Regions from separate parts of the Mus musculus genome. Here all the other regions are linked to region 2. Evidence: chromatin loops called from intact Hi-C (ENCODE). Cell type or tissue: heart. All regions are shown on one strand. Each heading gives the region's core, and the rest is flanking DNA. Links, peaks and the distances in the headings are about the cores only. Region 1 has its middle 34 kb from the start of Gm34029. Region 2 holds the start of Gm33609 (a long non-coding RNA gene). Region 3 has its middle 61 kb from the start of Gm34029.

Region 1 (11,041 bases), core at 1,787-9,786, 470 kb after region 2:
GGAAGGGTTCATTGGCTCATTAACGCAGAGACAAGTGATTGGTGAGATTATGTGGCCAATTTATACACGAACAAACTGACTTACTAGCTACATATAAAACTGCCCGACCATGTGAAAATAACCTGTGTGCTTGCAATAGTTAAATAGTTCAAGGGTTCCCATAAAGCAGGGGAGGTTTACGGCAATATCTGAGGAAGGAGGGGAAGGCCTGAGGCGATTAGAGAAGGCGTGCAGGCACAATTCTCGATTAGGAATGAGCATAAGATGGGGACAGGTAGAAATAAAAGAAAGGAGCAGCACACTGTCAGAAAGGGCTCTGCAGAAAGGAACGACTTATTTACCGGACAGTGATGTCAGGTCGGGAGCATCTGCAGTAGGAAGCTGTGGTTATGAGGAGTGCGCAGGCGCACTAGATACGCGCTTTATGTAGATGTGCCTGCCAATTCAGTCTGCAAAACCTTTATATTTGGTACTTTGGGTTTTAGAGCCCAGTATGGTAGTCGTTATGGGAATCTTTACTATGTAAGGGCTGGCTTCTGTGAAAACAAACCCAAGAGTTTAAATTTAGAGAGCATGGGTTTGAAAGTCCGATTGCTGCACAGGATGGTTGACTCCATGGGTTGCCTGACCTCTGGGAACCTTCCTTTCTCCATGCGGATAAAGTATGTAGCTGCTGAGGATTGGAAGGCATTTGAGGAATAAGTAATTATGCTCATTTCCATCTCTACTTTGAGACCATTTGAGAGACCAGTGCAGGACTTAGAGAGGAAGAGATGAAAAGATTTGTGTGAATTGTAGTAGCTTCAGGTTGCCGAGCAAGGTACACGCAACTGGGCTCCCTAGTACTGAGCCAAAGCTGATTCTATTGAGTATATTTCAGGAGTCATGAGATCTGACTAAGCTGTTTGGAGCATATATGACATGCCTTCTGGAAATGGCCAAAACCACTTAGGTGATAAGATTTTCAGGGGTTCAATTTCAGAAAAGAAATTGGGTGAGACAAACAGCGAGCCTCCACACATCACCTGGACACTATTCCAGTGTAATGCTCCAGGCTAGAGTGGCCGAATAGAAGGCGTGATATGTATTAAAGAAACAAAGGTATCCCAGAGGCAATTGTCAGGGCATTAAGCAGAGACATGCAATGGATTCCATGTGAATTGGGAAGTGGGCGGCAAGCTTTCACAATTATCGCGATACAGGCTTTTCTCCTCTCCCTTCTTATAAGAGCATCCAGCACACATTCAGAAATCTGGCAACTGAGCAAACTCATGAGTGATAACTTCAGATCAGCTGGACGTCAGAGGGCCCCTGGAGAGGTTCATTAAAGCCAGTGTTTTTAAGCAGCCAGAGGGCAATGAGAACCATCAGCAAGATGTTTAAACACTCGATTCTGCCGATAGCCCAGCCAGCTTTTAACTGTATCATGGAAACTGTCCTGGGGGTGCAGCTGGACATGAATCCAGCTCTGCGTTGGCACAGCCAGAAATTCTCTTTTTGCAACAAATCTCCACCCTGGTGAGGTTTGTATAGTTTTGGCATTTTCATTGCAGATTAGTGAGTGAATCAGCCACCAAGCCAAGAAAAGGAGAGAAAAAAATCTCCAATAAAAGTCAACCAAATCAAGATGTCTTCATCTATTTTTCAGTGGAGGGAAATATAGCTGGTCTCCGTGATGTCAGGCGTTGCATTGTATGCATATGGGGGATTTTGTAACATCCGGTTTTGTAGGGCATGATGAAGAGGAAGCCTCAGCAGCATCCCTTATTATTTAGTTATTTTGCAAAGCTTGAGTAGTGACACTAATGTCAATTACACAAGCAAGGGAGAAACCAGAGGCACTCGAATTCAGGAAAGTAGCCAAGTGTACATGAGAACCGAGGAATGTCACCACCAGACGGAGGAAACTTGCAAACACCTATCGGCATTTTTAGGTAGAGAATGTTCAAGCATATTGCCGGTGGGTGCTGCCTGTGCCTTCATTTCTCTGAGATTTAAACTAAACAGATATTAAAGGCATTTGAAAACAATAAAAATGACAGCTTTATTCACGTAGATGTGAGCATACGAATGTGCGTGTGTGTGAGTGTGCGTGTGTGTGTGGGGGGGGGCACACAGGGGCATGCACAATGTGTGACTGTTGCTCATTAGATGGTGCTTTCCACCTCAGGTCTTGTAGAGGCGAGGGAGCCCTCTACTGATTAGAAACTGTACGAGTTGCGAACTTATCAAGGTTACTTTTAGTCCACTGCTTGCATCTCTTCCTAAGGCAGGGCATTTTGCTCATGTCTTTTTCAAATCCTAAGAGAAGTATTTTTGTTTTTATTGTTCGTCCTCTCTCTCTCTCTCTCTCTCTCTCTCTCTCTCTCTCTCTCTCTCTCTTTCCTTTGTTGTTCTTTTTCAAGGAATTGACGGTGTTGGTAATATACTTGCACAGGGGCAAGTAAATTCCGCTCACCTTTCACTGTAAAGGTGATTTTTGCTTTAATTCAAAGAAATCACAAAGGTTTACATGATTGTAATATGAATGTGAAACAGAAATAACATTCGACGGTTATCTTGGTTTGTCCAACTTGTTTTTTGGTAGATGCATTTTTTCGTGTATACTTTTATTTCTGAAATAGAAAAACATTAACTGAAAATGGTAGCAATGTGAGCTGCCTTGAACAGGTTTGGATGGGCTCTATTTTTATAGTTGTAGTTGTTGTTATTCTGTTTAGCTTAATATACACAAATGAGCTACATAGGGGTAAATTAGTAGCTTAGTTCCTTTTCTGTTTATCAAATTTCAGCTTTGCGCCTTTACAAAATAATTACAGACATGCTTAAAAGACTTAAACCAATAGGGGGGAAATACAATCAGACATGCTTTCGATCACTTTCAGCGTGGCCGGGTTCACTGTAGTATAGGGTTACTACCCTTCCTCACCCCAGCACGATGGCAAATTATGTAACATGAGGAGTAATCATTCCTGTTTCTAATAAGAAATTAATATATTTCTTAGAAATTTACATGGAATTCCATTCTATTTGTATAAGGATTTAAAGAGGAGTTCCTGAAACCATGTTTTTCTTAGATGTTCACCCTCAGTTTGTGTCTGAGTCTACCATGCTGCCTTGAGCTCTAACTCTGTGTTTCTAAAAAGCTTGATGTGTAGAAAGCATGGTGAGATAGCTGGCTAGGGTGCAGGAGCACTGTAGCTTTATCTCAGGTCACCTTTTGGCCCCAGCACCTATGCTGTTTCCATGCCAGCACCTACTTCCTCAGTGGTCCACCCTTTCTTTTTAAGTTCCTGAATTAAAGGGGACCCTTAGCTTTGCTTGGAGTACAAATATGAAAACATGTAGCAGGTAAACCCAAGGTGATCAGTTCACTGTTCATTACAATCACCATAAGACATGCCTACTGTGTGCCACCTTACTCACATAGTCTAAAGGTCAATTAGTGCTTCTCGAGTGCTGTGTCCTCAGGGACTCACTGGCTTTATTTCCTAGTAAGGGCAGAACAGCTGAAGCAGCCAGTCTGCCTCTGAATACTCACCTACAATGAGTTTGAATGGAGCTCATTTCTTCTGGCCTTTAGTGTCTTTAGGTCCGAACATCTATTTCTTGTTGGTTTGACTTCACATTTTTCTTGTGTATGTGAATAAAAATACATTGCAAGTCAGTTCACAGCGCAGAGCTGATTTGCACAAGCCCTGCTACATAGCTTCTGATGCTTTCCGACTAAAGAAGTTCAGAGTCATCAACTATCACGAGGTTCACAGTAGGCTTTTTTTATTCCTGTCACTTGCCTGTGATCCCTCAGCAAAACCCTGACACTCAGTCCTTCTGATGTGGCTGAAGGGCTTAGTCCTTGTTATGACCAGAAAATTGGCCACCTCAGCATGGTGTCAGCAGCAGATTCCTGTTCTGTATACAATTTAAGCCTTGCTGACGCTCAGAATGCAAATATGTCTTGGGTGACTTGGTTTGTCAGGCTCTCTGATACCTGCTTTGGGTTAAGGTGGCCGAGCACTTTAACAGGGAAGCCCTACTTCAGTTAGGGTTGTTTGCCTATCACAATAAAAAACAAATCCCGTTGAGGATGTGTCCAAAGTGTGCACATTCATATGTCTATGCAAATAGCATCTTATACAGCAGAGCGCTCAACTCAGCCCCCTCACATGGAATGCTCAGTGCCTGGAGCTACCGTAGCTTGAGTTTACTGAATGTTGGAGACGAATCGTTCAGGGTCTATGCTTTGTTCAACGATCAGGAATGGATACATATAATTTGGGACCAGAAATAAAATCTGCACAGGCAGAGGGAATTTAATCAAGCCTGAAAAAGAAATGATTATGTTACTTTTTGGAAAGAATCATCTAGTCTGCTGCATTTCCAGTGAGTTAATTTAACTGTCTGGGCAAAAAGTTCCATGTTATTCCAGTGTTATTATGTTCTTACCCACTAACCAGAGGAACAGCATTATTTTAATTTATAACTTGTTATTCCTCTTCATATGTAACCAGTAGGTCAGCAAACCATTTCCTTCAGAGCATAGAGTTGCCTGCTGAATAAAATCAAACTGGCACCTTGTACATTTCTGACATGTTTTGTCCTACCGCAGGACTGAATTGTCATGCTTACATTTGCTCTGCATAAACCATTGTTCTTGCAATACTTTTTTTTTTTTTTTAATGAAAGACTCTCCCCACCTAAAAGCTGATGGGGCACAAGTCACAGTGTCTCAGGAGATCATCAGGCTGGAAATGTAGTTCTGGTTCAAGATCACAGACAACACAGGAAAAGGACACCCTGCCCAGGAAAGAGCATGGCTGCACTACCCAGCCAAGCATGTAACTAACCGTTTAGTCACCTTCTCTGTCTATGAATGACAGGAGTACATTTTCAACAGGCAACCAATTTGGTCTAGAAGGGTTATATTGCAAATCCTCAAAGATTGCTTCTGGAATGTTCTTAGACATTATTTTAGATCTTTTTATGTTGGTTTCACTTCCCGGGCATTATTTCACTGAAAAACCTAATACTTCTTAAAATTAAAAAACAGCCAATGGTTTAATAACAAATGCAAAGTGGTCCTGTGCCAAGGACATTTTAAGAACAATCAGTCACTGCTTAAGACTCATGCAGGTAGGGCTACAGAGTATAAGAAGTGCCCTATAGTCTCAGGATTCCAGGTTTAGTACTTAAGTGAGGATTTGTCAATAAACTAAATCACTCATGGAATCCATGTCACTTGGGAATAAATTGACCACTCTATGTGTCAGCATAGATAATCATCCAATGGTCTGAAAATGGAAAACCCAATGCTGATAATTTCTTTCCATCTATGGTAATGAGCAACTTGGTCATTATCTGAAGTTGGTCATCTGTAATTCAAGTGTGTCAGTATTTAGGGAACCCTGTAAAGACTGGAGTGTGGCACTGTCTGACTTAAAGTAATCTGGATTCGCTGGATTTCTGCAGCCTCTCCCTTTACAAGACTAAACAGAAATGCTATGCTCTCACAAACAGAAAGCAGACCAGACAAGACAGAGCCAGTTTGATCCTATTTTTAACACGCACTTGTTATGTCACCTCGGGCACAGTCCCAAACGTCTACAGCTCAATTTCTTCATCTGGAGGAATTACACAAATCATACATTAATCTAATAGTTGGCTGAGAATGCAAGAGGAGTCAGGAACAGAGTGTTCAAGCATTGCTAAAATTCGAACGAGGATTATTTATAATTGTATTTAACACTATGTTGGCTGACTCTCCTATTTTCAAAGATAAAATAGTTGTTTCATCTCTGTGTGCCACAGGTTGTTTGAAGTATGTTACCTGCTGACATGGCATATAAAATTACATGTGTAAAGACATGTTTGTTATTATTATTTTTTTTTTTAGCTATAAACAGGCACAAAAAACTGCCAGATGCTAAGGTTTGGAAAATGTCTTGCTCGATTACACTTAATTTTGGGGTCTTCTGATATCTACTGTTTAAACAGTGACAAAGTAAAAATGGGAAGATAATTCCATTGCTCAGCTACCAACATATCAGTGGTAAAGCAGCATTGTTTGCCATCAATAGATCAACTGAGATGAAAGTGTTCAATGTCATATGCATGAAGGAGCTGCAACAGCAGAGTTTCCATTTTCAGAGAACAAATGGGACACTGTGTATTATTCTTTGGAAGTGAAATCTTCAATTTGTACAAATCTCCTTTCTTAAGATTCACTGAAGAGTTTGAAATGTAAGTGGCAATTAACCTAGTACTAAATATTCCTTGAATCTAAGATGTAAAAATTTCCATGGCTGGATTGACCGACTCTTCATATTCCCCAGAAATACTTGCAGTCACTGCTGAGTTTGTAACTTGCTCTGTGTCATCCTGAAGAACTTCTAGGTAGCAGTTTAGAGCTTTATTTAGTGGGCTTGGACTGCTCTTGGGCTTGGACTGTTCTTTGACTAAACTTCCATAAAGTTACTATGCAAGTGTCAGAACTCTTGCTACCAATATGAAAAAATACACATAACAGTTTAATAAGTTTATGAACTGACATTTAAGGCTTAAACTAATTTAGAAGAATTATTGAAATGACATTTTATTTCAGGCCTTGCCCCCAGCCCATTTTATTAATTATTAGAATTCAACACAGACTGGAACATTCAAAGAAGCACAAATGTATATAAAAGAAGAGAGGAGCTTTCCTCAAGTGTCTTAGTTAGGGTTTTACTGCTGTGAACAGACACCATGACCAAGGCAAGTCTTATAGAAAACAACATTTAATTGGGGCTGGCTTACAGGTTCAGAGGTTCAGTCCATTATCATCAAGGCAGGAGCATGGCAGTATCCAGGCAGGAATGGCACAGGCAGAGCTGAGAGTTCTATGTCTTCATCCAAAGGCTGCTAGTGAAGACTGACTTCCCAGGCAACTAGGTTGAGGGTCTTAAGCCCACACCCACAGTGACAAACCTATTTCAACCAGGTCACACCTATTCCAACAAGGCAACACCTCCAGATGGTGCCACTCCCTGGTCCAAGAATATACAAACCATGACATCAAGAAAGACCATTTCTCTAACTCTCAGTGGCCCTTAGCTGCCTAGAGTCCTTTGGCTAAGGGTGGAGCCTAGTGAGATGTCTCTATTCCTTGTTAGCATGTTTAAGATACCATTCAGGTCTTGTTTAGGCACGCATGGTGAGTTGGTTATCCAATACCAGGCTGTTAGACTTGAAATCATATATGCATACATGTAATATTATGCAGACTAAACTGGCTGCATTTACATATTTAGGAGAGTGTGTATATGGTGTGTGGTATGTGTGTGTGTGTGTGTTTACAACAATTTGAAAAAGAAACATGCATTTGAAAGGTGAATGTGTGTGTGTGTGTGTGTGTGTGTAATAACAATTTGAAAAAGAAACATGCATTTGAAAGGTGTGTGAGTGAGTGTGTATGTGTAACAATTTGAAAATGAAACATACATTTGAAAGGTGTGTGTGTGTGTAATAACAATTTGAAAAAGAAACATGCATTTGAAAGGTGTGTGAGTGAGTGTGTATGTGTAACAATTTGAAAATGAAACATACATTTGAAAGGTGTGTGTGTGTGTGTGTGTGTAATAACAATTTGAAAAAGAAACATGCATTTGAAAGGTGTATGGTGTGTGAGTGTGTGTGTGTGTGTAACAATTTGAAAATGAAACACATTTGAAAGGAAGGGTGTACATGGGAGGAGTTAAAGGAGAAAAGGGAAAATTATGTGATTATATTTTTATTTCAAAAATAAAATATTTAAAAAGCAAAAATAAAACAAAACAACAATAAAATAAAATAACAAAAAATAAAAAAGAAAGTAGATATAATTTTTAGGGTTAAAATTAGCATTGCCTCTTGTTTGAACCCCTAAGTAAGTTTTTCTCTAAGATTTATCTTTATGTATGTTCCCTTTTCTTTTTTCTTTTTTTCTATTTTTATTTTTTGTTTTGTTTTGTTTTGTTTGTTTGTTTTTCAAGACAGGGTTTCTCTGTGTAACCCCAGCTGTCCTGGAACTCACTCTATAGACCAGGCTGGCCTTGAACTCAGAAATCTGCCTGCCTCTGCCTCCCAAGTGCTGGGATTAAAGGCATGACCAACCACTACCCTGTGGTATGTTGCCTTTTCAATTATACTTTCTATCATATGCTGAATTTAGTCTTTTGTCTTTAAATTCTAATTTTACTCCTTGTGCCTTTCTAGTTTTATTTCAAGTTCTGGTTTATAGTTGTAATGCACAGCAGAAGACCCTACTGTTATGTGCTGCAGTTTAGGATAGGTACCTTGCACATAATCAAATTCTGCCTATGCTTTACATCTTTATGCTCTTTATATTCGGTTTGTTTTTCTGAGCTGATTATCTACCTAACCATCCACAGGCAGGTTCTAATATATCAGCATTTTGGCCTCGGTTTCCAAACTCAAGCATTTCTCAATATTGTCTGCCCTGCAGCTGTAGCCGCCATATTAGTTTCGTTTTTCTTATCTCTATACTAAGCTATTTATTGCCTTGCTATCTATGTCTCTGCTTGTACTCTACTCTAAAATGACTACTTTGATCAAAGTTGAATTCTCAAAATATATAAATATTCATGATTTATATTTAAAACTACCCATGACCTTGCATTGCTCGTTAAATGTGAACCCCACTGTGACGATGTCAGATAAGCCCACCCATGCTCCTGTTTGTAGAACTGAGCTTGCTGTTGTCACCTTGTCTACTTACCTATTCTACAAAAATCATTTTGTTGATTTTATTTCTTATCTTTAGATTAAGTTAATAAACTCTCATTGATTCTCTAAAATTCTAAGTCTTTTGTCAATCTTTTCTTGGCATTCTTTTTTCATTTTTCCCCCTGTATAGCAGTAATTTTCAACTATCCTAAGGCTGCCACCCTTTAATACAGTTCTTTGTGTGGTGATCACCCAACCATAAAATTATTTTCACTGCTACCTCATAATTAATTTTGCTACTGTTGTGTATCATAATGTAAATATCTGATATGCAGGATGTCTGCTATTCGACCCATGTGAAAGGGTCTTTCTACCCCAAAGGGGTCATTACCCACAGGTTGAGACCGCTGCCCTGGAGCTATATACCAGCATCATTTTGCATGTGTCTTTGCATGTATCGATCCATAATCCTCACTGTTCTCCTCGAGATGGATCTGCTGCAAAATTTTCTGTAGGCTCCTTGAGGAACTTGGGCTTTTATATTCCTGAAGTCCATACTTGGGTGGTCTCGTCCAATAACTCAATATCTGTCTTGAGTGATTAGGAGATGAAGTAGGTGACTCACTCAGACTAGAAGGTGACCATAATTTTCCATGGTTGACTGTACATATATTTTACACAAAAATCCTTTGAGAACTGAATACATGTAAATTAAAGTTTAAAATCTCTTTTCCAAAAATGAAAGTTTCTCAACACATTACTTTTCCACGTGGTCACTGATTGTTTTAAGCATATGGTAAAGATGTTTTAAATTGTACAACAGTCAAATGCAGTCAGAGGTGTTGCTTTGAAAGTCTGTAAGAAAGTTTAAATTCCTTGTAAGACTGTATTTTACACTCAGAAGTTATGATCTCTGAGAAAAAAATGTTCTTACTTTATTTAGGAGGGACTCTTTCTTATATAAGCATTGGCTTAATTTTGTTTTCAAGTATAAGATTTATAAAGAATATTGAAAGTGACAGAGAATACTGGCATGTGCTAAAACGTCCATGAAAGACTGACAAGGACTGGTGGTGGTAATGGTGCTATGTGTGTGTCTTTGTGTGTAATGTTACATATGGTCTGGCTCTCCACTGTGTAGAGGCATTTCTTTGGACAGAATAGCATTTCATCAGCCATGCATAAAGATTATGGAAATTCATAACTTTTGCACATTAATATAAAATGTGATAGATTATTTTTGGCCATTGTTCTTTTATTTCTCATAGTTTTCCTGTTCCCAAATTATTTTATTCGAGCTCAGAGCCCGTGTGCCTGATACTTGACTACAGAATTATGCATATGTTTCAAGGACAAAGAGTGTTCCTCATAAGGCTCAAAAACTACACCCTCAATTTAGCACTTGTCAGAAGTATTAGCACTCATCACATTTTATATGCTATTTAAGTAAGACAATTATGTCCACGTCTATGTAATATAAATGTTACTTGACCCAGAAAATCATTCTTCCTCAGAAGCATGGGCAAAACTTGCCAAAATAGCTCTTGACTCCTTTGTTGTGACAAGACTTATTCCTTCTCTTGAGCAAGATTTGAAACCAGAGCCACAGCATTTATATTGGTGATAATTCCCAGACAGATTTTTGGCTAAGGCACAGGAAAAAAAAATCCTTCAGGTTTAGCCCTTTTCCATTTGGTTCATGTTTCTGAACTGTTAACATTGCTCTGAGACCTGAGTGGCTTCTTTGTGATCCAGATATTTTGGTTTTAGGCCACAGAATCATGAGTCTACACATGATTAAAATAATGACATGTCTCACCACGGTTCTTGGCTTTATTATTTTTTTTCAGACAACTTGACATAGAAGCTATACATTACAAGAAATGCTTAGAGGTAGAAACTAGTTTGTAGTCAGTAGGAGTTTCACTAATAAAGTATAACCCTGGGGCTCTTGGTATGGCTCTGTTTTATCATCTAATGGTGTTGTAACAAGACTGAGTTCAACTACAAAACAAATAAACACAAGATAGAACACAAAATTTGACCATAAGTGATTTAAAAGAAGGGTTTAATTTGCTTGTGAGACCAAAGAGCCAGTAGCTGACAGCATAGGCAGACGCAGCCGAGAGGCCAGAGCCTTTTCACTATGCAATCTTCACATAACACCTTTTATCTTTGCTTCTTTTGTCAAGGTCACCAGATGATTTTTGCTCTTCCAGGCTACTAGCTCATATGTAGAGAAGAGGAGATAAAATGTCCTTCTAAAGAAACATCTCCATTTTACCTGGAAAGACACCATCTCCATCGAGACCTCTATTCATATCTCTTTGGCCTATCTGGT
Region 2 (11,041 bases), core at 1,988-9,987:
AAATTGGTCAGTAGACAATCTGGGTTGATATGTTACTCAACTTCATGTACTTTTTAAAACTGATACTTGTGGGATACATCAAGATGTTGATCCTGCAGTGCCTAGCAATTGTTTTTTTCTCCTATTCTTTCCAGATTAGCATTATTGTGATTTTAGCCATTTTAATTTGTAACACATGGTGTGATTCAAAGCACTGAGTCTTAGCATCTGTCAATGATAAGATCATTCCTTTTAGTGATATGAGGATAGTTGCCAATAGCGTGGCAGAATTTGGCGGTCCATTGTGATGTTGTTAATGGCAGCAAAAAAGAACTTATGGGGAATGGCTTTTTCTACTTAAGCCTCAGCCAGTTCTTTGAAGTTTCCTTTAGCTCTCCACACAAAATTAAAACCAAGGAAACTTTGGATTTTTTCCAAAGCAAAATCATTTTCCCCCCTATGTCCAAGGTTTGTATGATACAGATAATTTAATGGGGCTAGCTGATATTGGTATGTCACTTCTCAATGTGTTGACATTGTATGCTGGAGTGATAATAACAGGGTATGTATGGAGGTGCAGGGAATGGAAACCTATGGGATGCGGGAGATGGGGTGCACAGAGATCGTCGGATGAGAGCAGTAGACTTTGGAGTATCTGGGTATCAGCAGAGTTTGGAGTACCTGAGTACTGTCTTTGAGAGCACTGATGTGAGAGTTTCTTGATTTGAACTCGGCTGTTTATATCTCATACTGTTCCTCTGAGCTTCAGATTTTGTGTGCATCTTTCTTATGTGTTTGAACATCTAAGCAGGCTATAAATATGCATTGTGCAGGATATAATATGTATTGTGCTCACCAAGAATATTTTCCTGGTTGTCCTTTCTCATAATTTGTAAGTAAACACATACTTGAGATGTTGGGAATGTGTGCCCATTATCCTGATACTGGTTAAATAAAATGATTTGACATTACTGATATCATACAGTTCTTGAAGACAGGGCTAATTTCTTTTGGATAGTCCTAATTGTTCAACATGAAAAACATCCATGAATTGGTTCTTAATATGTAAGGCTGGCTGGTTGACTTTCCAGGTGGGTAGACAGATGAATAAACCACGAGGCTGGGCTCCTTCTAACAGGGGGCTATCTTAAGTTGCTTCTTAGTAAATATTTTAGTGTCCTAAGGACACGTCTGACTAATTACACAAGTATACTGTGGTAACTGATCTAGATGTTATCTTTGGATGTATTAAAAACTGATTCAATTTGTCACAGTTTAAAGAACCCACCAGATTGATGGATTAACACAAAATACATAGTGAATATGATTGAGAAATTTTGTGTAACTCAGCTTTCAAAGATACATTTTTCTTAAATATTATCATAATCATATCTGGGGCTTGGCAAATGATATGATCTCCATATAAGCCTTAAGGCATAGAATTTCTTTTTTGGGTGCTGGAAAACAAACTTAGGCCTCATGAATATGTACAGTATTTTACAGCAGAGTCACAATTCAGCCCTGGATTAAAAAAAATTCCCTCTCCTTTGATAGAAACATTGTCTGATTAGGGTAAGACAATGGTATCACCAGGAACCAAGAAAAGGAAGAAAACTAAGAATACTCGTATGACCAACCGAAACGTGCACTCTACCAAGAGTTGTATTTCCACCAATTTACTGGGGTAACAGTGATGGGGTGACGTGAATTCTGGAAACCATTGTCCTTTGCTGTTTTCTTTTAAGTCAAAGTTCCTCTTCCTGTAGCTCGTTAGATACCGCCTTTTTCATGCTCATGGGTGCTTAGACACACATGTCTGATGGTGGAGATGGTACAGAGTGATAAGGTCACATTCCTGGGCTCACCATTGAACCAAGAGAGCCTAGTCAGTCCTCTTTACTCAACACTAGCTAGTCTATCTGGTTAAAGGACCTAATTAGACCTCTTTGCTCAACACTAACTAGTTTACCTGGTTAAGGAACCTAGTTACTGTTCGTTGCTCAATACTAACTAGTCTACCTGGTTAAGGTATGACCTAGTTAATCACCTTTGCTCAACACTTACTAGTCTATCTAGTTAAGGGGCCTATTTAGCCCTTCTTGCTTAGCAGTAACTAGTCTATCTGATTTTGAGAGATCATGACTCAGTCTTTTTTGGTTTTATTTTTCTTATTATCACTCCCCATCCAGAAAACAAAATAGAAAAGTGAGTCAGGTGGATGCTATAATAACCTATACTAAGCCTCATTTTTTTTCCATCAGAATTTTATGTGATTATTTAAATGTCATGGAAGAAAATGGGAATCACTAGAAATATGCGTTTACTTGGAGATTTCCCCGTGGAAAGGTAGGCGCTTATATTCTTTGGTTGATATTCTGGTATAACGTAGCTGAGGTAACTGCAATCTTCTTCAGAATGACGGAAGAGAAGCTGTTTATTTTGTGTGATCTAAAATGTAACATTTCAAAGCCATTGGTGCTATATTAACATTTCTTTATTGGCTTATGATTGGCACAAAATTTAATCTGTAGATAGACAGGCAAAAAAAAAAAAAAAAAAAAAAAACCATGACTGCATTTTACTCAAGTTTACCTAACTTCCATTAACCCAAACTGCACTGGGTTAAATAATGTTCTTCACCTCAATTTTTGCCCACCGAGGATCAGTGAATGTGACCCCATTTTAAAATGAGGTCTTTGCCAGATATATTCAAATTCAGATGAGATCATGCCGAGGTAGGTCAGACTCTTAAGAAGCAATTGGAAAATTGGGCCCAGTGCACTGAGGGAAAGCCATGTGGAGTTGGAGGCAGTGGTTGGAGACATGCTTCTGTAAGTGGAGGAACAGGAAGAGCTGCTGGAGACTGCTAGACGACAGGAGACAAGGGTACTCTCTTCCTTAGGGACTTCGAGGGGATATGGCCTTGCCACCATCTGAACTTCAGAAGCGCCCCTGTGAAGAGAATTAGTGTTCAAAATGTCACTATTGTCCCTGTAGGAAACTTGAGGCTAGAGAGTAGAAACAAGAGGATAGGAAGGGGTCTTTTTCATTCCCTCATAAGCCTCTACTTTGAAGCCATAAATACTATACTATATACACTGACTTTGGATAGAGTGTGTTAATGACAAGAAATTATTGAGTTATCAACTATTATTACATAAAATTTACACCCACACTTCCAGGGAAAGATATTTAAAAACCCTTCCAGCTTCATATAAACGAACTTTTAACTTATAGGCTTAAACAGGTATTAGCAGTTCTTTGTGATTTCTGGATTGGCTAGGGAGCCAAATCATCTATATTGGGGGACAGACTTTCCATTCTGGTGCCCAAACTGCTGATTAACTCAGATGATTTATCTAAGCCACATCAGGTTAGGAAATCCTGGGCGGAGAATGTCTTGCTTCTCTTAACAGCTGCCGTCACAGGCAACTTTTATTTTGTTGGGCTTTTGATTTTCTTATTAACGCATGTTAGATGCTCAGACATTGCTATTGCTAAGATGATGCTACCGTACATTTCCTTTATGATTTAGGGCCATAATATGAATGGAAGTAGTTTTTCACATTCAGACTGCAGAGACACTGATATAAAAATCCTTCTAATGTCAGTTTTTGGAAGTTCTCTTATTCGACTGCTATAGTCTATCATTCAACAATCTACATCTGTATCTATGTATATCTAATATATATATATATATATATATATATATATATATATATATATATTGTATATTTTTCCTTCACATGAGTTTCATTAGCTCAGAAAAGAAGCTGCTGGTTAAAGAGATTCGCTAACAGTGACTAAAGGCCATGTTTCCCAGACTGCCCTGCCTTTAGATGTGCTAAAGTTTCTGTTAGTAGACAGAGTGGAGAAGTGAGGCCTCCAAGTGCTCATCCGAGTCCTGAAGCCTGTAAATATGCCTCTGCCAGAGAGATTCAGGGCGCTTAAGAGACTGTGTTGTAGTGGCTTACCCAGTAGAGTGCTACTGGGAAGTAATGGAACCTTTAGGAGGTGGGGCCGAGTGAGAGATCTTTAAGTCATTGGATGGGGAGTGTGTACTTCCAAAGGAAATGGTACTACTAGGACCTCCTCTTCAGCTTCCAGGCCATGGAGAGAAACTTTCCATTTGCTCTCAGCTCTTGACATGATTTACCTCACAGGCCCAGATCATTGACGCCAACCAACCATGAGAACAACCGAAGAAGACCCTTTCCCTTGGTAAGTGATTATCTCAAGGAGTTAAGAATTAGAGAGCTATCTGTTTTTCGGATTTCCCCTTTCCTGTAGCAGTTCTGGCAGGCAGTTCAGTTTTAGTAGGAGACACTGATGCCCGAGGGGCTGGAACACCAGGATAAGGAACTTACGCCATGATCAAGGGATAGTTATCAGGAGTCTGTTCTCTCCCTCTACGATGTGAGTTCCAGGAGGTGGGAATAATCCAATTCAAGTTGTCAATCGTGACGAAAAGTGCCTTTACTCCTTAAAAGTTCCTCCTGGTCTGCGGGAAATACTTTCCATAATGACTGAAAACTACAGAAACATCCCTTCCTTTAATCCTAGTATGAAGTAACTCTCAGAATCTACTCTAAACTGACCCCCCCCCCCTAATTTTTTTTAAACAAAGGATGATATATGTCCCCCGAATGAAAGATTTCTCTATCAGTGAACTCTGCTTTTAGGCTTATGGTATTTCATTCCATTTTGTATTGAGGTAGATATCAATTTAGTCAATAAGAACACGAGTAAGAGAAACACTTCAATTTTGTATGTGTCCAAATATAGATGAGTAGGTGAATCCTTTAGTGATCCCCCCCTCTCTCCCCATTTCAAATAGCAAAGTTGGTTTCCTGCTCTGGGTTCTGTAATAAAGTAGCTTGGAGCATCTCACCTCACCACCCTTCCTCTGAGCCATCTTATCTACCCGATACAGGATGATCGCAGCAGTCACTGTTTGAAATTACAATGCTCCCCAACAGACTGAGGAGCTTTGAGTTAGAGTGTGAGTCCACTGAGTTTCTCCCCAGCGAGCTTCTCCTAATGATTTTAAATTGATCTGTTGGAAAGAAAATGCCTTTGCAAGTTTTAATCTTGTCTTCAGTGTATGACCCTGCATAAGGTCTTTTCGAGGAATGAGTGATAGTTTAAATTCATGCCTTCTAGCTGTGACTTTGTGTATGAAGGAGAGTGCCATCTTTCTTCTGATGCTTTCCTCAGAAGAAAATCCCCACCAGGGGACTTTTTTTGAGGAGTTGTAGCATGGGGGTCTGTGTGCTCCCTGTGTGTTGATACACTGAACAGGGAATGTTGATGAGGCACGAGGCAGAACAGCTTGTCCCTCCACAGCTATTTTGACTTTGCAATGTTGGCAGCAGTTGAGAGAGAAAGAGAGAGAGAGAGAGAGAGAGAGAGAGAGAGAGAGAGAGAGAGAGAGAGAGAGAGAAGGGGAAAAAGAGGAAAAAGTTGAGTGTGTTAATTAACTAAACACATGGTGCGTAGAAGGCTAAGGAACATCTAGGCTATTCTTGGTCTCCAGAGCACAGGAACTTTTGCTTCTAGTTCATGAATGAACAGCACTTGGAGTGTCTCTAAATGTCCTCGGTCTTTGTGTTAACAGGAACAATTGGTGCTGCTAATGAAGCACCATTCGAGCATTCAATTATCAGGTCTTAGCACGAGGAAGAGATGGCCAAATAACGGCTGCCTTAACAGATCCAGAATAAGGCTACGAATAGGAGACCAATTGCCAAAAATACCCCAGTTATGTTATATACTAGTCACTAAGGATTATCCAGAAGAAATGAACAGTAAGTTGTACTAGAACAGAGAGGCTTTTTAGAGAAAATAAGTGACAGTTTTGAGTTGTATATATATATATGGTAATGTGTCAGTTCTGAACTAAGGCTTTAAGAGGCATGGCTGTTTTCTTTGGCCTCTCTTATATTTCTGCCATCTGCCGTGACTGCAGCATGCCACTGTTAGCCAGAGTTCTTTTTGCTTGAGTTTCAGAAACCCAGATACAAGAAACCAGCTTGAATCTGTGCCAGTCTGGGACTAGTTGAGCTCTGCCAACTTATTACTGACCTGCAGACAGGTGAGAGAGAAATAGATGGGTATTCTGTTTGTTTGTTTGTTTGTTTGTTTCTTTGAAACTTCTGAGGTTTAGCAATTGTTTACTGTGTAGACTACTGGCAAAACCTCAACGAATACACTTTAACTAAATGTCTCTTTTACAGAAGTTGTTAGCATGCGAGGCAGATCTTAGAGCCTGCCTCAGTTTCCCTTTGTCATGTTAGTTTCTCATCCCAAGCTGTCATTGTGGCTTACCACCAGCTCTAACACAGAACCTATGATACTCATAGCCTTTGCAGTTCACATGAAGCCCACAGCTGTATGTGGTACCTAGAGTCTTATCCACCACCGAAAGAGCTAATGACTCAACTCAGGAGTGTGCTGCATTGTCCTGGATTAATCTCTGATCATAGGAAGCAGAAGGTGGGTGGGAGAAAGTAAACACCCCTTCCTCTTCTGCTGCTCACGCGCTATCCCAACCACAGAACTACATAGCTTATTTGGAGAAGCCTTGAATGGCCCAGCAGATACTTCTGTCAAGTGACCTGTGCTTTTTATAGCTTATTCGGAAGCAGTGAGTGTCCAGCATTGGCAACAGATCATTCTGTATGGCTCTCCATTCCTCCTTGACTCATTGTCTTTCACCTTGAGTTCCTGCCCAACTTCTTGTGATGCTGAATCATGGAGTGGAAGTGTAAAGCAGGTAAGCAAGCGTTCCCCTCTCCCTTTTTATGGTCATGGTCAGGTCTTATCACACCAGTAGAAATTCTAACTAAGACTCTGTGTGTATCTGACTGTGAATGCATATATGCCTGTATATGTGTGCCTGTGTAGACCAGAGAATAACCTTGAGTGTAATTCTTCTGTAGCCATACCCCTTGGCTTTTGAGACAAGGTCTCTCATTTGTCCTGGAACTTGACAATGGGACGAGTTTGCCAGGCCAGAGAGACCCCAAGGATTCCCTGGCTCTGCCGCCCAGCACTAGGGTTACCAGGGTGTGCCACTCACCCAGATACTTTACACAGGCTCTGTGGATCAATTGCAGGTCTTCAGGTTGTGGATCAAACATTTCACTGGCTGAGCTGTCTCCCCAGACCAATCATATCTGTGTGTCACATTTTCAATAACACAAACTACAAAATGGATCATGAGATTTGTGGGCTCTATTGTGCCCAGATTGCCTGATATAGTATATTGCATATAGTAAATATACAGGATACTATTTTAGTTAGTATGAAATTTATCTAATAAGCAACTTACTAAAATTCCATTATCGGCAGTATTATGATATATCTAAGGCTATTCTATGTAGCACTTGCACATTTTAAATTAAAGATTGGAATAAGCTGGTATTTATTATAATAGGATAATTTCTTTTCCACCCTTTTTCATAGAGGCAGTTCTCAGTGGGGAGTGTAGGGATCATAGCGGATTTCATTTTAGATGCTTTATATTTTCATAAACATTTTAGAACTAGTTTGTCAGTTTCTCCCTGAAAAGGAGCTGGGGTTTTGATGTGGTTTGTACTGGATACATAGATTTGGGAAAATGCTTAACAGCTGCTGGTCATTTACCTGTTTTACCTCCGCACATATTCAAGCTGTAATTGTATCCTAAGCATCTTGCACTTTTCACCACAGAAGGCTCACATAGCTTTCAGTAGAACTGATACCGGTGTTCGTGGGGTTTGTGGTATGACACATGGTACTGACTTATAACTTCAGTTGCTTGACTGTTTGTAAATTCTATATAGAAACGCAACTGAGTTTTGTATGCTGAGTTTGCAGCCCGTGCTCTGTGACATCTATTATCTTAGTTGAGTTTATAGCCTGCAGTGTTATATCCTATTATCTCAGTTGTGTTTGTTTTAATGTGTAGAGAATGGTCAGTGAAGTATTAGACTATGTAGATAATCATGGTGTTTGTTGTTGTTTTTTTCTTCTCTCTAGTGATGTCTTTTTTAAATTTTGCATGTCACTTTATATGTATGGATGCTTTGTCTGCATGTAGGTCGGTGCACCTGGTGTGTGAGCGTCTTTGGAGGTCAGAAGAGAGCACGGAATTCCACGGAACAGGAGTCATAGGCAGTTGTGAGCTACCATGTGGGTGCTGAGAACTGAGCCAGGTTTTCTGCAATAGCAAACCGTGGCCCTAACGACTGAGGACTGAGCTGTCTCTCCAGCTCTGGTGGATGCCTTGCAGTTGCTTCTCTCTCTCTCTCTCTCTCTCTCTCTCTCTCTCTCTCTCGTGGAATAGAGAACATGAAGAGGTCCTCCTCTCTGTCTGCAGTCTCTGACACTGCTTTATGGAAGGCGTTTAGTATTTTCCGGCTTATGATGATGTGAGTTATGGATTGTCATAGGTTATCTTTCAGATTGAAGGTATTTTTTTTTGTCATGCTTAAGAATTTGTAATTATGAATAGGTACTGGATTTTGTTACATGCGTTTTCTGTACCTTTTCAGGTGCATTATTTATTTTCATTTATATTCAGCTAATATAAGTAAATATACTGTGTATGTTTGTAGAGAATTATACATTTATTTTCATTTTAAATGGCACCACTCAGGCTTAACTGGCTGTATTACTTTCCCAAGACTGCTATAAACAAATACCTCAGGCCATGTAGACTAAGCAAAAGAAATTCATTTTCTCACATACTTGGAAATGAGAGCCAGAGCCAAGGTGTCATCTGGGTTTTTCCTCTTGAGGTGACAGATGTCTGTCTTGTCACTGTGTCCCCCACCATGGTTGCCCCAAGGTCTGTGTCTTCATCCTCTCTCTTTATCAGAACTTCAGCTACATTACACCATCACCCAGCAATCTGACCTTTCTTTCCTGTAATTCTCTCTAAAGGGTTCTAATTCTAAGTGTTCTGAGATATTGGGGTTGGAACCTCAGGATTTGGGGAATGGAAGACACACTTTACGCCATCAGTCACATTCTGGTTTCTCTTTGAATCCTATATACCGTTTGCATTTACACTGATCGACTTTTTTCAGGTTAAGAAAATTCTTTTGAAATCTCAGCCGAATCAGATTTATCAAGGATAGATATCAGATTTTATCAAGTACTTTATATACTCATTTTAAAAATCAGGTTGTAATGTTTGGCCACAAGCCCCATTACTGGTTGAACCAGCTCACTGGCCCAGTTATCCATGGGCTTCTGATCAGTTTAAGGTGCCAAGCAGAAATTCCCACCTGTGGGGTGGGCCTCAGCTCTGATGAGAAAGCAGTTGGTTATCTTCATAAGCCTTGTGACTATTGCACCAATGGACACATTTTGCCTGGTCTGAGCTAGCAATATTTCTTTCTTAATTGCTTTATTGAATTCTCTAATAAAATCATCTGCGTCTGAGATGTTGTTGAAAGAATGGGTTCAAATTATAATTTTAGTTTCTTAATAGGGTTATTTATGGTATCTATGTTCTTCTTGGATCTATAAGAGTACTGCTTTTTTTTTAATTTAATCAAATTTAGGAAATCTTTGCCACAGTTTCTTCAAACATTTCCTCTGTTTTGGGGCACTTGTTGCTTGTGAATTTTATATCACATATAGTAGACAGTTTATAGTTGCTCCATAGGTGTTTAGTTTATATTTTTTAAAAAAATCTCCAAATTTTCATTTTGGATAATGTCTGTAACTTTCAGCTCACTAGTATATTTTTCTTGATATGTGTAACTGGCCAATCCTCTCTGGGGTTTTATCCACATGTTACGTTTCATCTCCAAAAGTATTATTTGTATCTTTTTATGTTAGCTATGCTTCTACTTGATGTTGTAAGCACACGGAGCATGCTTACAGTGACTCTTACACTGTCCGTATCTGTGGATCACACCCATTGTTGGTGTTGTTATTTTAAATTAATGCTCTATTTTATCATTATAACTTATATTTTCTTACTATCTTCTATGCCTGAGAAAATCTGACTTTATGCCACACATTTTTGATGTGTTTGAATTGCTGGAACCTGCAGCTTGCATTTATTCCTGTAAGTCATCTTGACTATTAGTCTAGGTTTAAGTTGCATGGACACACTGTTTTTTTTTCTTTTTTCTTTTTGTTTGTTTGTTTGCTTTGGGAACTATATTATTACAAACTGAGGCTTGCTCAGTGCTCATTCTGCAGCTCCATATGACCCCACATGTTCTTATTTTACTTAAAGTTACTCTTGGAGGAATTTGTAGTATTACCGCCCCAGTTGTGAGCACCACACATTGTTACTACAGAGTAAAACTTCCCTGCCTTTGGGTAACTACATGCCACCCACTGATTAGTACTTCATTAAACACATAGGAAGGATGGATGACGGATCAACTGGATTTGTTTTTCCACGAAGTTCTTTGCTCATTAGTGTTCTGTAGCAAGCTTTTGCTGACTGCATGCACAGGACCGACAACAGTCTCTCCATCATCCATCAGGATTTGTTAGCATCTGCTGGAGTTCTATCACTGTAAGTCTAGCCCTGTCCACTCTGAGGGTTTACTGTATCTCTCCTCATCTCTGCAAGTCCTAGTTTTAAATACAGTATGTGCTCTTTCTCCTGTGCTCTGGATCTCCTGTCACACCATGTATGCATACATGTTATACTCTCATGCCTCCCCCTCATCACAAGTCTTGTGCTTTGGGGTCTTTGGTCAAGTAATAATTATTTGAATACAGGGCACTATGATACCTCAACAATCCACTTGTTAACCAAGAAGTCTACTTCAAGCCTAATCAAGCAATAGCATATATAGTGTGGCTCTGCTCAACACCGACTTCTTGGTTTAGGAAGGTGTCATGAGATTTCATTATACTCCCTAGAATGGTATACTGCTCAAAGGTCTATTTATGGAACTTTCTATTTAACATTTGCATACTATAGTTGGCCATAGGTAGTTAAAACTGAATAGCAGACAAGAGAAGACTTCCTGATAGCAAACACCTGTAGAGATCCCATTACATCCCAGACACATCCCTAGTGCTTCACGTGTATTGTATACAT
Region 3 (11,041 bases), core at 1,800-9,799, 560 kb after region 2:
GTGGACATCAGCAAGACCTAGAGGAGAAGTCCACTAGTTTCCAATGTCCCAAATGTTAATAGGTTTGGGGCATTGATATGATATGATGCCAAGGTCATGGGTCATATAGAAGAAATGAATTTTTCTATTCTTTTGATTGTAGATAATTTATCTATATTCTTTCTGACATGTTAATTTGAGGGTATTTTATATAAGCAGAAGACTAGAAAGTTAATTGGGGAAAAAAAAAGCATGCTTGACACTTTGATTACACTGTGAAGGAGCCAGAGTGATTGAAGGAGTCAGCAATGCACAGTTACTAACCGATGGTGAGTGTGGTAGGTGTGGGTGCCAGGCCTATTTTGCATCTGTGATCCAAGGAACCCGTTGTGCTTTTGTTAATGATTGTACTGGTGTGATAGTTGTATTACTCTTAAATAGAGAGCAATATACACATTATCCTACCAGGTCATCTCTAAGCTTGAACTTTAGAGTACAAGTCAGAGGAGGCATGGCATGTTTTAGATTTAGGACTCTGCCTAACAAATATCTTAAAAAAGACTTAAAAGTCTTAAGGAGGCAGATCAATTACCTGCAAATATAAACTCCTTTAATCCCAGCACTTGGGAGGCAGAGGCAGGTGGATTTCTGAGTTCGAGGCCAGCCTGGTCTACAGAGTACAGAGTGAGTTCCAGGACAGCCAGGGCTACACAGAAAAACCCTGTCTCAAAAACCAAAAAAACAAAACGAAAAACAAAAGCAAATATTACTATAAAGAAAACAGAAACATCAATTTGTGTTAGTTATTAGCATAGAATGAAAACGCCACTCTTAACTCTCACATGAATCTCTATGATGATGGAAAGGTTGTTATTACAGTGGTTTTATAAAGAGAGAACTGACAAACTTTAAGAGGAAAAAAAAAGAATAAATTCTAGAATGTTGCAATTTTTAAATTTCGGTTTCTTTTTAGTCTTACCCATTCCCCCCTTTTATTTGACCTCTTCTGGATCTAAAAGACAAAAGGAAATGCATTTTCTTTCTTCTTTTCCAGTGAGAAGACTTTTATGGATCCAGACTGGATTTAGAACAAAAGGAATTTTCAATCTAGCTCTGAATTTTTCGGATTAAAAAGCTCGAAATGTTCTGAGGTTTCCGGTTCCAACCATTTCCCTTAATGTTAGCGATGACAACTGAGCCATCCAAGGCTCAGTTCCTGTCTTCTGGCTTCTGATGAGAAGAGAAACCAGCACTAACCACAACTTAAGGGAAATGGCAGTTGCGTCGCTCCTCTTGATGAAATTTTCAGCAGTATAGGCAAGCTCCCTTGATGCTAATATAGATATGGTGGGCCCAGCAGACAGGTGGAGTTGGCAAATAAATGTTCATTTTCTCCTTTTATGACTCAATGTTATCGTGAGGGAAGTGGAGAATATTTCCACAACACAGCTGTGAAGGATTCTCCAGCTCATCTATCAAGAGAGCACAGTCTCTCACTCCCCTGCAGTTTGGTACCCAGGGGAGAGCTGAGGAGGAAGTGGAGGATTCCACTCAACATTCTTGGCTCTGGAAACAAGTAGTTTCTGAGTTTGCTAGTTCTGGAGATCAGTTGTAAGAGTCTGTGGAATCATTTGCATAATATCCCACTGTGTAGAATCCCGCGGCTGTAAAAGTAGGGATGGATTTAGCGGGTGTTTACTCAATTTGGGGTCCACTCTAAGTCATTTTCCAGCTTGTCCACCATATACTTACATCTGGTGAAAGAGAGTTTGGCATTTTCCAGAGAGACTTTTTTTCTAACTTTTGAAAACTCCAACTTTTATAGGAGTCTTGATTGTGTTTATCCTCAACTTTTCAAATATAGTGTTTACTTTGTTAAATTTCTACTATGGGGGATCATCTGAGGGAAACCAAATCCTTCATACACAAATTCTCCTTCAGTGTTTAAAGTCATCATCCAGTTCGTTAAGCTAACATTCTAAACCTTTGAATAGTCCCTCCTGGAACAGGGTCTCATGTGTATTTACTTACGGATGAAGTCACTCACTTCAATATTTAGCACACAGTACTCAGTGCAAATCATTAAGGAGTAGAGTAGATCTGTAACCATGAATGAATTGATGACTGCCCTTGTAAAGGGCCAAGTGTCTTGATGTGTTGTTTAGGTACCATTCTCATTCAGGGAACAATACTGCGCCCCTATATATAGCAATACTTTATACTTTTACTTACCTCCAGGCAAAAGAGGATTTGGGGGAAAAATATTTAAGATAAAAAAAAAATCAATTTGTCACTTTTCCTATTCAATCAGTGGCAATCTTCTTCTTTCCCACTTAACCAGATGCATATTTTAAAGTATTGTTTCATTTCCTTCATCTCCGGTATCTCCAATGAAACGCCTAGTTTCTCTTCTTTCCTGTCATCATCAACTTGTCCCTAGTACCTTCTTAGTAATTAGATGTGGCTCTAGTGGCAATTGATTCAACCTTGTACCCAGCTCGAGTCTTCTGTAAGTCTCTTAAGGCAGTTAAGTTAGTAGGAGGCAACAAGGAATAGGAGATTATAATGAGTTGAAATATCGCAATACAAAGCGAGCTTTGGTCTGTTTTTTGAGGATTGGTTCATTCTTGCAAGAGAGAGAGATTTAATGTTACTGTATCTAAGTTTCTAAGGCAAGCACATCTATGTCTTGAAGAAAGTTCTTTGATTGTATTTAGAGGTTTTTAAGTTGTTCCTCCTTAATGTAACTTCTGATCATGGGACCTCTACTTCAGAGCTACATATTCTCAAGTGCTCAATTATTCTTGTATTAATCTGAAAGACTTTAAGATGATGTTAATTACATCACATGAATGAGTATGTGACAGCTTTGCAAATGATCGTAACGCTGTGTAAAATGAAATAGAAACTATATATTTTTCCTATTAAATTTATATGTTTAAGATAATGACACAGAAATAAAATGGAAAATAATTCATGGACAATTGCTGGCAAGATGTCCCAGCAGGTGAGGTCGCTCACCTTGCAAACCAGCGCTCCATCCCCAGAACCCAGAAAGTTTTCTTCAGATCTCCACACACATGCCACAACACACACATACCCTACCCTGACACATATACATATTCATACATACAAATTAATAACTAAAAATTATGCTATAAAGATAATACATTCATATGCAAAGGTAATAGATAATTTTAATTTTCTATTTTTCTGTTCCATATTTTTCCTTATAGTCCTGCCAGGATCTGCCCCACAAAACAAAAAACACCAGAGACCAAGTTCTGGAAACATGAACATCTTTCATGGGGGACAATTCAGAAATAGGCCATAACAATCTTATGCACTTTCTTGATTTTTAATGACATATGTCTGGGTTGCTTGTTCTTCAGAAGCATTTTTTATAGAAAGATTAAACTCTGTATAGTTTTAAGTGAAGAGGAATAAAAATTGAAGATGAAAATCTCATATCCTTAAGGAAATGTATGAAATAAGAGGCAGAAGCATTAACAGATAAAAAATTATCAAATTTTCTCATGTTGGATAGTTAAAGATTGGAATTACTTTTGAGCATTACTAAAGGCAATACTATCTTTGTACATTATCGTCAGAGCAATAACTAATAAACTAGCCCAGTGAAGGAGCTAGACATAGCAGGACACCTAAATGCCAGATTATAGACTCAGGGTACCCTCTGTCTCAAATTCTGACCACCAGCTGTTTACGATTCTAGTAATCAGAAGAAAAGGAATCTTTCTCCAAATACCCTGTCATCCAACAAAGGAAAATACACACACACACACACACACACACACACACACGCACGCACGCACGCACGCACGCACGCACGCACGCACGCACGCACACACACACACACACACACACACACACACACTAACCATTTGGTGCTTTTATACTACTGTGTCTCTGCTATCAGAACAGTAAACGGGCCTGTCATCATGGTCCACAGGGCTTTGGACACCTGTGGTTCCACTCAGCTTTCCTCTTTCTTTTCTTCCCTCCCTGCATAACGTCAGGAAGTGACTATGGTTGGCCATAATGAATGTTAGACGTCATTATATTATTTCCCTCTGTGGTAAAGCAGTTATCAGACAAATCAAGGGAGACTGGGGAGTTTTTCTCTGAAGCCAATATATAAAGCCAAACAAGTTATGTTTCCATTGTCATAAACTCACTACCACATGATCCTGCACAGGCTGGCTAACTTCAGGAATGAATCCCAGTCTTGTTACTCTTTGTTCTTGATGATCTGCTAGCTGGCTGCCCTTCTTGGGATCATTAGCAGATACAGTAAACAAACGCAGCCTCTCGTTAGACATAGCAAACCTGTGCAGAGCCAGTCACAGCTACTTCCTCTCTCAGGTCTTTAGTACTCAGTACTTCGGCTATTTTAATACTCCACTCCTACTGGGGCCAGGACTTTCATAAGATATAGAGCCATGTCCCAGGGCTAGCTGATATTATTTAAAGTTGTTTATCACCTAAACCTATTAACCATCCTCACCCATCCCTTTCCATGGAAGCCGCAGCAGATGGTCTGGTCCTCATCTCCCCCTCTTCTTTGTTCCTAACCTCATTGTATGCCGTGTACATTGTTCTCAGTACCTCTGAGTACATCAGGCTATTCTATTAATGGCCTAATCTATTGACTTCATCAGACATGAATTAAATAAAATTGACTTAATAAATGACTCCCACAAGCCATGATTCATATCTGCGAAATGTTACATTGGTTATCATGATTCTGTTTATAATGAATAGCAACCGTGCTGACTCAACTATAACATCATGTGAGATCCTGCAACCTGGTTAGATAGAAGTTCACAAATGTTCCATCCTTATTAAGAGAAGACTATTTAGTTTATTATTCAGACAATGTGCTTAAAAATATTTTCAGTTATTTGGGGTTGAAATCATATAGTCTTGCTTGCTAGGTTAAGGCTTTACCTCTGGGGTATATCCTCAGCTCTATACATTGGGGTTTTTTTTTTTTTGTTTGTTTGTTTTTTAAACACAAGTAATCAAAAACATCAAGATTTTGGGTCTTAAAAAACTGCACAGAGGAAGAATTTCAGAGTTTCAGAAACCCAAGAATCCACCATGACTGAGTAGCAATTGAGAACTCCCATCCTGAATAAGAACATCTAACTTTTAATACACAACTTACAAGTAGAAGCATTCGGATGGAGAGGTACAACAGTAAAATATAAACGTTCAAGTGCAATGCTCTGAAAAGTTTTAAATGTCTAAAATGAATTCAGGCTGAATGAAAAAAAAAAGGTTCACAACTATCTCATAAAGCCTTGTTTATTTTTGCTACAGATGCTTGTTCTCTCAATATTCTTTCCTTGCCAATATCTGGCCTTTGCTGGGGCGGTTTCCAATCATTGCTGCTGTTAGCCAGCTGATCTTCAGAGTCGTCAACACACGGACCCTGGGGAGCACGCGATTCCCCATTGTCAGCCTCTTTGCACAATGTGGCCTCAGCAATTCGAGCAGTTCCAAACATCCCTGCATTCTCTGGCTCAAGATTGGCATCATGGGAAGGCTGCCAGGATTCCAGGAGGGGAGCCAGGGGATCAGAGTGCCAAAGTCAGCAGGTGGCAATGGCCAGTAGCAACTCAGAGAGGCAAATTAGTCTTTCCAGCACTTAGGACAGCCAACAGAGGTGGAAGCCAGTGCAGTTCTTGTTATCCGATGTATAGGTATTGTTATAAATGACATCAGAGCCTTGTACACTGCTCACTGGGCTTGTTAGCCAGGTGGCAATTTCTGAAGCATCATTACTGCTCCAAGCAAAGCGTATGCTCTATAATTCAACTTAGATCTGAGGTCAATAAATTATATTTCTTGGAATTATGTCTTAGGCACACAAAGACTAGTTCTGGTATTGATTCAGTACCATCTTGTTAGTTGGTAAGTATACTTACCAGTAAATAAATCACACTAAGACCATTGATCACAAGTAAACCAGGAAGTGCTGCCTCGAAGATTAAACAATAAGAAACATAATATCTAGATGTGATATTTCAGAATTAAAACCATAAAAATTTGGTGATAGAATACACATAGAATAAAGATGAAAATAAGAAAGTTCTGCATATTATTTTCACATACAACCCAACATGCTAGTTGTTGGAGTACACAGAAGTCTGAGAGGAGCTAGCATTCTTATAGATCTCAAATAGCAACCATTGAAGACTCTGGGGTATAATCTTCCTTTAGCTTCTATTAGGAAAGGGTTAGCTGTGTTTCAGAGAAGTGAAAATTATTTACTATCTTGATCCTTTCTAAAGCAGAGCTATTAGGAAAGCTGGTATAATAAGAGGGTCTTCCAAGTTGGAACAATATTCTATAAGTTGAAATATATTTCTGAAATGTTCTGGGGTGATGCAGGCTTAATGGTAGAACACTGGCCAAGTGTATACAATGTCCTAAATTCACCAATACTCCTTAAAATAATAAATGATGGAAAGATAGATGATAGATAGATAGATAGATAGATAGATAGATAGATAGATAGATAGATGATAGATTCTCCAAGTCTAAAATAAGCCAAATCATTAAGTCCATGGATACTTTCATTTGCTTACAGCAAGAGAATATTTTCTTGAGCTTATATATAGGATCTGCTCTGGATGTAATGATTTTGCTGAGAAAGCAAAGCTAATCTAAAGAACTGCAAGCTAACATCAAGCAGACTCTGTACTGAATGTCGACTCCCTGCAATAAGAAGAAAAGATTAGTGAAACCTTGAGTAGTCAATGAACATCATCTGTCTTAATTAGGTTTGCAATTGCTGTGATAAACACTGTGATCACATGTAACTTTGGTGAAAATATTTTTTACACCTCGAAGATTACAGTTGAGCACTGAGAGAAATCAGGTCATGAAAATACAGCCGGGACTGGTACAAGAGGCCATGAAAGGGTGCTTCTTACTGGCTTGCTCCTTCTTACTGGCTTGCTCCTCATGGCTTGACCAAACTGCTTACATAGAGCATTCAGGATCACATGCCCAGGGATGGTCTGATTCACAATGGGCTATACCCTTTCACATCTATCACAAACCAAGAAAGCGTCCTACAGGCTTGTCCACAGGACAATCTTATGAGGCAATTTCTCAACTCTGGTTTCCTTTTCTTGGACAACTCTAGCTCGTGTCACTTTAACAACAACAACAAAAAAATTAGCTAACACACTGACAGAGGAAAGATGGGTGGGAAAATTTTAGCATGGGTGAATCCTGGAGGGGCCTCATCCTACAGAAACTTAACATAAGACTGGGAGTGCCTTATATTACAGCCTAATGGCATTCACTGAACCAAGCTTGAGGTGTAGAGACCCAGTCACAAGCCAGGGGCTATATTAGAACACTGGTAGTGTGCCTGTGTGACAAGTTGCAATATTAGAGAAGGGGACCTTCCCAACAGCATACACTTGCTGCTGGTGTCACTTAGTTCTTTGAGCTTGCTGTATGAGCTTTGAAACCATCCTGTGTGTCTAAGGCAAGTTTATCCAATGCAGACTATATTGCTTCAGCTAAAAAAAAAATCCTTAAACCATCTATCTTTATGAAGATAATGTTTATTTTTATGGAACTTACATAACCATCTAGAAATGTAATATAAAGCATTCTTAATCATTTCAACCCCCAGGAGATATCTTAAGTACTCTCCTTTTTTCCTTTGTACATCTCAGTATATAGTTTTATACATGCTTGGAATCACTGCACATTAGAACCTTTTTGACTCTGTGGTAAAGAGAGTATGCAGACAATGACAAGTGGTGGTTTTCAGTTCCAACAAAACCCAAACTATGTTGCTTATATACCTTGAACTAATTAAATGATACAAAATTATGAAACCTTATATATTTCTTCATCTCATCATCCTGAATTTGCATGACCATGTACACACACGGACACAAACATAAAGAAACATGCACACACACACACATATACACACATACATGCATGCATGCACATACATGTACACACATGCATATGCATACATGCACACACATGTACACATGTAGAAACATGCACACACATACATGCATGAACATGCACACACATGTATACATGCATGTATGTATACATGCACATGCACACACACATGCCCATATGCATGTATATACACACACGTGCACACAGACTATCACCACCATCACTACCACCATGTAGATGCACATCAGTTTATCTTTTCCATGTCTGCACATATGTTTTATAATTATGCCAACATATACAGGACCAGCTTTTCTTTTTTATGCTATTATCAACTTCAGCTTGTTTCATTTTTATGCCACATACTGTAGGAAGGTGGCTTCCAGACATTCCCTTTCATGAGAAGTCGAGAGCCTTTCAGCACGACAGGCATTTCACACATTGCATTGCTGTTTCTAAGCAGTATCTAGTACAACGTGTTTGGAACTGTGACTTCCTGGCTTTGGATTTATGTCATGTTAGGTTCCAGGGAGAAAAAAAAAGACAGAACATTCTGAGCTGGCTTCCCCTCTGGTACCATTCTCAGCACAGTTAGTTTCATTCCCTTCTGAGGCAAACACTAATGTACAACTCCCAGCTCTCACTCAGCCTTTCCTGTATGGGAGGTAAAGTTCTCCATATTTGAAACTATGGCTACTGTGATAAGTAGGCAGCAAATGGTGTGTGTATGAAGAGAGAGAGTCATGCTTAGCCTGCCTTTTTTTTCCTGGGCATGGTACTACATTTGCAAAAACAGCTGAGATTAGAAGTGAACTTCGCTGTGATTCCCAGCTCTGTGAACAGTGAGTTTTTGAGGAATCTTGGGAGACTCGTTTGCTAATCAGTGCTGAAATTTGGTCTCCTTCTGTGTCCCCTCTACCCACAACTCTTCAGATGGTCATAAGGTGAGTTTATAACATAATTCGGGTGACAAAATACTTTCCTTCTGCCTGTAATGTTCTTTGATTCTGTCAGCTGTAGGTCTATTTTTAACTCTTTCCTCCATCTGAGATTTTCAGAATGTGCCCAGTGGTGGTTTCTTTGCACTGTTTTTCTGTTGATCCTCAGACGCCTTCTCCTCGGAGAAGTGTTCCCTCAGCTTTCTGATTCACTCAGCACATCCCCTCCCCCACTGCCATAGGTTTTTATAGCCTACTTTGTTATCATTGTAGCAGGTACCAAATCTAAAAGACTTTGAATAACTCATTTGGCCAAGCTCTTTGCTTACTGTCTTTTGGTCAGTTGCTCTCTATTGAAATGCAAATGTTATATGATCATGGTACTAGTTCATATATACTTGGCACAGAGTAGGTACCAAGGAAAATGGATAAATGACACACTTGCTGCTTTCCTGTATCATTTTCAAGATATGGCTTCTCTTTTTCATCCTGCACACATTCATTGTCTTCCTTGACCTCCACTCCCCAGGTTGGGGTGAAGAATATGGAGAGTAATGATGGGTAGAACATAATTGTAGCTAGAAGGCCTTGCATTCTAAAAATAAATAAAATATATTCCATAAACCACTGACCTTGAAAAAGTTCTGCACCTGCTGGAGGTCAGTGCAGCTTGTTACAGACGGATTACCCAGGTGACCCTAGTCTTCATGGGAAAATGATAGAGCCATGGAGTGGAAACCATCCGGAAAGAGAATAAGCCAGAGACATACCTGCTCTTGTGCTATTTGAACTTGTGAACACCACCCTGTAGAGAAAATATTTTGTGTATTGTATGGATGCATCACCTGTCAGGAAAGAGGACATGGGATATCCAGGAGGAGACAGAATTCTGGGATACAGCCAGGCGGGGTAGATTTGCCAGGAAGATGTGACAAGTTGGACACATAGTATCTGAGCACAGGTAACCAGACAAATGGCAGAATATCAGAGAAGAGGTAATTATAAGTCTGAGGTATTTGTAAAAATATTTTGAGTCTGAGTCTTATTCCTGGGAGCATGGGGCTGTAGCCAGAACCAGACCAAACTTCAACACCACCCACGTGTTCTCTCTATCGCACCACAGCCAGAGAGTGCATGATTTTTAGTATGAATGGATTTTTTTCCTATGATCTACAACATTTGACCTCTTTGCTTTGCATTTTGGAATTTCAGTTTGTCCTGGTGAACAGATGAAAACAGAATTCCACCAGGGTGTGGGATGGGCGATGGTAGACTTGGAGGCACTCTGAGCTCACTGGATCAGGTAAACAGAAGTAGGTGAGTGTGAGCCAATGAGCTTTTGACTCTTCCTACACACCCAAGTGTGAACACAGGAAATCACAAAGTGAGAGCAGAGGAAACATCGCCGAGCCTAGCCCACTATTAAAATCAAAGTTGAATAAAATAGAGTAAAATAGAAACCAGTATCCATGAAGTACTCTGCATATGTACAGATTTCTCGACACGGCATAACCTGACCTTAGATACATCTTTTTTCTTGGGTAGGTATTTTGTATTAGAATCTTTACATGGGGTGTAAGGTCATGTCTATGGGGCAGCCCTTCTCTGAGGAGCCATCATCCAGCCCATCTGCTAAGGAACTGTGAGGAATAAAGTCTGCCCTCCTGGCCTCGCCAACCCGAGGCATTAATAGAACATAAGAGCTTACGCAATGGCACTGGATCTGTGGCAGCTGTTTGTTCAATGTTTCATGCTTTTAGTCACATCTGCTCCAAATGAGTGTTAATATTGCAGTGGCATCCACTAAGGATGGGCTCTGTCAGCTTTGCTGAGCATCAGTCTGACCCCTGCAACAATAGAAAAGGCACTGTGTCCCCCAATATGGTCTTTTAATACATTCAAGCCCTCTTAACCTGGGGGTTACTCTAACCACCCCTCTTTATCTTTGTCTGTCTCCTCTTTCATGGCCCCCTCCCATAAGAACCCAAGTCAGTGAATCTCAAGGAGAAAAACTGCATTTATTTCTAGCACTCTGTCCACCAATGTCAGATAACAGTTTATTCATCCCTCGGCCCCTGGATGACATTGAAGCATATCAACAGTGACAAAAGTATATTGAATAATTATCTCGAAATTAATACATTATCCCAAACTTAAAT

What was found. Hi-C counts contacts between places; a loop is a spot of excess contacts. Peaks named below come from ENCODE experiments on the same cell type or tissue, not always from the same donor. Only the 100,000 strongest peaks of a DNase experiment are listed, where the experiment ranks them.
Region 1: a loop joins it to region 2, with 3 times the contacts of the local background. A loop is called at or near these places in 8 of 42 quality-filtered maps.
Region 3: it touches region 2 in a loop (4-fold over the local background); 2 of 42 quality-filtered maps call a loop at or near these places.

What each region holds. Positions count from the first base shown.
Region 1 is chr5:97,596,792-97,607,832 of GRCm38, forward strand. No RefSeq gene overlaps it. Among named protein-coding and RNA genes, the nearest start is that of Gm34029, 34 kb to the right of the region's middle. In heart, for the core only: a CTCF peak has its summit at 2,206 (motif pointing left); a DNase peak (open chromatin) is centred at 5,580.
Region 2 is chr5:97,129,532-97,140,572 of GRCm38, forward strand. It overlaps Gm33609 (a long non-coding RNA gene), which reads left to right and starts at 2,243. Exons shown (of 9, transcript XR_003955944.1): 1 at 2,243-2,325; 2 at 4,080-4,200; 3 at 5,989-6,073; 4 at 6,342-6,754. In heart, for the core only: no CTCF peak of the experiment used is centred there; no DNase peak of the experiment used is centred there.
Region 3 is chr5:97,692,268-97,703,308 of GRCm38, forward strand. No RefSeq gene overlaps it. Among named protein-coding and RNA genes, the nearest start is that of Gm34029, 61 kb to the left of the region's middle. In heart, for the core only: no CTCF peak of the experiment used is centred there; a DNase peak (open chromatin) is centred at 5,504.